Regions from separate parts of the Homo sapiens genome. Here region 2 is linked to region 1. A link is a contact called in ENCODE Hi-C data. All regions are on one chromosome and are shown on one strand. The core of a region is the stretch at or near the end of the contact, and the rest is flanking DNA. Distances in the headings are between cores, read along the strand shown.

Region 1 (2,700 bases), core at 176-2,675:
ATTCTCTTCTTTCCAGCAGGTTAGACAAGTTCAGCCACATTTTGGCTTTCAAGGCTCAAATGGAAGAAAACAAAAATTCCCCAGGGCACGGTGGCCTGAGATGTCTAGATTCACATCCAGAACCCTTTCTGTGGGAAGGGAACTCCTGGCTTCCTTTCATCAGCACTGGCTCACCAAGTCCTGCGTGGCCAGAACTTGGCAGGTTGCCATGGATACCTGGAAGTGCTGTCCCAGCAGACAGCAGAGGCTTGCTGGGGCCAGGAGAATGTGGGGGCACCTGAACTGCTGGCCAGAAAGGCTAGATAAACAGGCCCCCCTGCCACCCTCATTTTGATCAGACCCCCTCCACCAGTCTCCTAAAACAGGGCTTTCCAAACTTTACCGGGCACAGGAATCCCCCTCTCCGCCGACCTAGTTAAAATGCAGATGCTGGCCGGGCGCGGTGGTTCACGCCTGTAATCCCAGCACTCTGGGAGGCCGAGGCGGGTGGATCACAAGGTCAAGAGATCAAGACCATCCTGGTCAACATGGTGAAACCCCGTCTCTACTAAAAATACAAAAAATTAGCTGGGCATGGTGTAGTCCCAGCTACTCAGGAAGCTGAGGCAGGGGAATCGCTTGAACCCAGAAGGTGGAGGTTGCAGTGAGCCAAGATTGTGCCACTGCACTCCAGCCTGGGCGACAGAGTGAGACTCCATCTCAAAAAAAAAAAAAAAAAAAAAAAAGCAGATGCTGATTCAACAGGTCTGGGGCGGGGGGTAGAAGGCGCTGAGATTCTGTTTTCCTAACGAGCTCTCAGGTACTGCTGCTGGTCCACCGGCCACACTGAGTAGCCAGGGCCTAAACTGAGTCCTGGTGGGTTTCAGAAACCTCAGCCAGATTCTGAAGGTCCCATTCCTGGACCCACTGCCTTAGGCCACCACTACCAGCCCTAACCCCAGTGGGAACCTCTTGCCTTCTTGTAGTGGAAGGACTCTCTCCAGTCCGTTTTTGTATCATTCACCATCAACCACTTCAAAGAAAGGAAATCAGCAGCCGGCATTTTGGGGAAACATTTTAAGCTGTCCTGTCCCTTCTCCAGCTCTCCAAGTTATATAATGCGTCCTTGTTGAAAATGCTGATAATGCTGTTTGGGTGGCAGGAAGCCAATTTCAGGCTACATATTGCTTGGGGCTGGGGCTGGGGTCAGGGAACGGGGCAGGGTCTGGGGAAGGTTTAAGGAGAGAAAGGGGCCAGGCAGATGGAGAGAGGACAGGAGGGCCAGGGTGGTCAAGGCCCGGGGATAAAGCCGATTGGTATGTCAGCAAAATCTGTCACTGGCTTTAGTGATTCGAAAGGCAGACACATTCTTTCATCTCTGTTAATCCTCATGTGATACAGAGGATTTTCCTGCCATTAAATCTGGAGAAAGAAAAATAAGCACTCAAACCTGCACAAGTAACTATTCCTCTTCACCCCTTCCTCCCGTCCCCCCACCCCCACCTTTACTTCTCTCTCAAACCATTTTCAGCATCTGTGGCTGCCTGACTTGGGAGATGGATGGGCTGAGGGAGTGGAGGGGGACCTCAGAGGAGCAGGACCAGGGAGACTCCCAGGACGGTAAGCAACATTTGAGGACCATTCACTAACGCTTCTCTGCAGGGGTTTCCTCTCCATCCATTTCCTTGCTGGGTTGTCAGTGATGCCATCTGAGTTGCTGTCAGGGCTGTAGCCTGACAAAGGGTTTCCTAATAGATCCAAACTGTCCATTTGTGGGGAGCTTCTGATTTTCTGTTGTTACTGGTTTCCCTTAGCCCAACACCAGGGTCATTAAGAAGGAAGGAATGTGAGGAAGAAAGAAAGGCAGGGCATTCAGGAAGAAGTGTGGAGGCATGGGAGGGTTCTCATGGGGCCCTCCTGGGCACTGGGTGACCTGTCCTTTCTCCCCTCAGGTAGGGGTCCCACGGCTGGGTGGTCCTAAGCCACTGGGTGGATGAAAGGCCGAGGGATGTTGGTCCTGCTTCTGCATGGTGAGTTCTCCTGCCGGTGGGTGCAAGGGTTGGGAAGAGGGGTGGAAGCCACAGAGCTTCTGCCCAAAGAGTCTTTAAAGTGGCTTCTGGGACAGCGGTATCTGGACACTTCTGATCAGGTTTCACTGACCCTGTGATCGTGGGGGAGGGGATAGAGAAAGCAAGAAAACAGCAGGTGGTGGGGATTTTTGTTTCCTAAAAACAAAACTCCTGAGCCGAATATATGAAATAGTCCTCTTGGTGATTTTCTTATTCTAATTTCAGATATGAATTCATTGGTGTGATAACCAAAAGCTACAGTGCTACAGTGTTTTTTTGTTTTGTTTTGTTTTTGGAGATGGAGTCTCGCTCTGTCACCCAGGCTGGAGTACAGTGGTGCGACCTCGGCACACTGCAAGCTCCGCCTCCCGGGTTCACGCCATTCTCCTGCCTCAGCCTCCCGAGTAGCTGGGAGTACAGGTGCCCGCCACCACGCCTGGCTAATTTTTTGTATTTTTAGTAGAGACGGGGTTTCACCATGTTAGCCAGGATGGTCTCGATCTCCTGACCTCGTGATCTGCCCGCCTCGGCCTCCCAAAGTGCTGGGATTACAGGCGTGAGCCACCGTACGGTGGTTTTTTCTTTTCTTTTCTTTTCTTTTTTTTTTTTTTTGAGACAGAGTCTCACTCTCGCCCAAGCTGGGGAGCAGTGG
Region 2 (2,700 bases), core at 156-2,655, 3.7 Mb after region 1:
ACTCTAAATTTATCTATGAGCTGGACCTCTGGACATGAGACCATGCCCCCAGTGTTCTGTTGCTCTTGATGGACTCAGACTTAACTGCCATGGTTTTCCCCCTGGAGAAATGGATTCGTCAGTAAAACAGCGGTGTGCATAAGTCACACAAAGACCTTTACAAGAACATTTGTAACAGCTCATTTTTTAAATTCTTTAAACATTTTTTTATTTTTAATTTTCGTGGGTAGATGTATATATTTGTGGAGTTCATGAGATATTTTGATACAGGCATACAATGCATAATAATCACATCAGGGTAAATGGGGTACCCATCACCTCAAGCATTTATCTTTTCTTTGTGTTACAAACAATCCAAGTTTGCTTTTAGTTATTTTAAAATGTACAGTAAATTATTGTTGACTATAGCTACCCTGCTGTGTTATCAATAGTAGGTCTTTCTCATTCTAACTGTATTTTGTACCCATTAAACATCCTCACTTCCCCTCCCCAAACCACTACCCTTCTCCACCTCTGGTAACCATCCTTCTACTCTCTGTCTCCACGAGTTCAATTGTTTTAATTTTTAGATCCCACAACTAAGTGAGAACATGCGATGTTTGTCTTTCTGTGCCTGGCTTATTTGACCTAGCATAATGACCTCCAGTTCCTCCCATGTTGTTGCAGATGACAGGATCTCATTCTTTTTGATGGCTGAATAGTACTCTGTTGTGTATATATGTACCACATTTTCTTTATCCATTTGTCTGTTGATTGATCAATAATAGGTCTAAACTGGGAACAACCCAAATGTTCTGGAATGGCTGAATAGATAAGCAATATCTGATATCTCCATACGACAGAATTCTACTCAGCAAGAAAAAGGAACAAAGTACAGATACTTTGTTTTGAGGATAAACCTCAAAAACATGCTAAGTGAAAGAAGCTAGATCCAAACGAGTACATACTGTATGATTCCATTTATGTGAAGTTCAAGAACAGGCAAAACTAATCCGTAGCACGAGAATCCAGAATTACTGTTACCTCTGTTGGAGATGAGAGGGGACACAGTATTGATTGGGAAGTTGCATGGAAGACATTTCTTGAGGAATGGAAATGTTCTATATCTTAATTATGTGTGTGTGCATGTGTGTATATATGTGTGTGTGTATATATATGTATATGTACGTGTGTGTGTATGAAAAATTCATCAGACTATATACTGAAGAAGTACACCTGTTATGGTGTCTAATTTATACCTCAATTAAAAGGAGAAGAAAAGAAAGAACAGGAGTAGGAAGTGGGAAATTAAGCCATCAATAAACCCAACAAAGCACAAAACAAGGCTAGCAGGATCTGCCATGCAGGCTTATCCTCTGCAGTGGGGAGACAGGCAGCTGTAGCGTGGCGCTCCTGTGAATGGAGCCAGTGTTCTGGGCTCAGAGGCCTTGCTTGGCCGCTTCCTGCTGGGGCCTGTTGCAGAGTTCACCCAAGGTTGGTGGGAGGTCGGCTTGACTTGATCTTGTGGCAGGATTGGCTCTAACAGGCCACAGGCTCCTCAGCCACCAGAAACGGTTATCAGACAGTCTTTCTGGGAAGACAGATAATTTTGTAAAAATTACAGGAGCTTTTGCCAACCGCATTTCGGCCTCTTAACTTTCTGGCAGCTGCTTCAGGAGCATCACAGAGCTGGCTGAAACAGTTTCCAGAGCACAACAGAGTGGGCATTAATCCCACAGATTTGCTGCCAAACAGGGAGGAAAAATGGCAACTTAAAAAAAGACAAAGAAATTAGTCGGAGGCTGAGATTGCTTTAATGAAGGGCCAGAATATCTCCCAAAACCACAGCTGAGTTCTGTATTGGGTGCAGTGTCCTATTCTCAGAGGACTTGGCTCTTCTGATTTTCTAAACCATAGATGAGGAAGAAATTATTGTGAACACAGCTCTCGATTTTTCTCCCCTCCCCTTTCCTCTATCCTGCCACATTCCTAGCTCCCACTAACACTGTTATGTTGCTTGGTTGCTCCGTCTACAGTGAGCTACATGTTCAATGAGCAGACATCATTTGTTCCCTTTCATTCAGCCTAGAGTTGTCCCTGCTTCTGTTTGATTCCTCCTGTTGGTCCTGATGGTGTGATGGCAAGTCGGATTTCTCTCTCCCTCTGTTTTTTCCTCCTTCTCTCCCATTTCATGCATTCAACATGTATTTTTCATGCATCTATCCATGAAAAGCTCTATTGTGGACATCTGTGTGGACAATTACTCTTAATAGAACAGTAAGCAAAAATTGTCCATATGCAACCTAAACAAAAATTACTTTATATATATCAGTCTTGCCCCCTCCTCCCTTTCTATGAATACGCGAAGGTGATATAAACTCTAGTTCCCCATACAAGTTGATATGGTTAGGCTGTGTCTCCACTCAAATTTCATCTTGAATTGTAGCTCCCATAATTTCCAAGTGTTGTGGGAGGGACCTGGTGGGAGATAATTGAATCATGGGGGCAGTTTCCCCCATACTGTTCTCATGGTAGTGAATAAATCTCATGAGATCTGATGATTTTATAAGGCGTTTCCCCTTTCATTTGGCTCTCATTCTCTTGTCTGCCACCATGTAAGACATGCCTTTTGCCTTCAGCCGTGATTGTGAGGCCTCTCCAGCCACGTGGAACTGTAAGTCCATTAAACCTCTTTTTCTTTATAAATTACCCAGTCTCAGG

What was found. A loop is a pair of places that touch in the nucleus more often than their neighbours do. Pooled maps may share reads with other maps.
Region 2: a loop to region 1 is called in a map of psoas muscle, with 7 times the contacts of the local background. The contact joins the enhancer-like site here to the promoter of NYX in region 1. A Hi-C loop is called at or near these places in 1 of 168 maps with a recorded cell type or tissue (psoas muscle) and 3 of 50 pooled maps.

The regions. Positions count from the first base shown.
Region 1 is chrX:41,445,918-41,448,617 of GRCh38, forward strand. NYX (nyctalopin) reads left to right here and starts at 1,426. Exons shown (of 3, transcript NM_001378477.3): 1 at 1,426-1,599; 2 at 1,932-2,009. The coding sequence starts at 1,988.
Region 2 is chrX:45,132,971-45,135,670 of GRCh38, forward strand. No RefSeq gene overlaps it. Among named protein-coding and RNA genes, the nearest start is that of DIPK2B, 67 kb to the right of the region's middle. Within about 2 kb of position 1,406, at least 5 of the 41 ENCODE cell types and tissues checked have a DNase peak (open chromatin) inside an H3K27ac peak, as active enhancers do.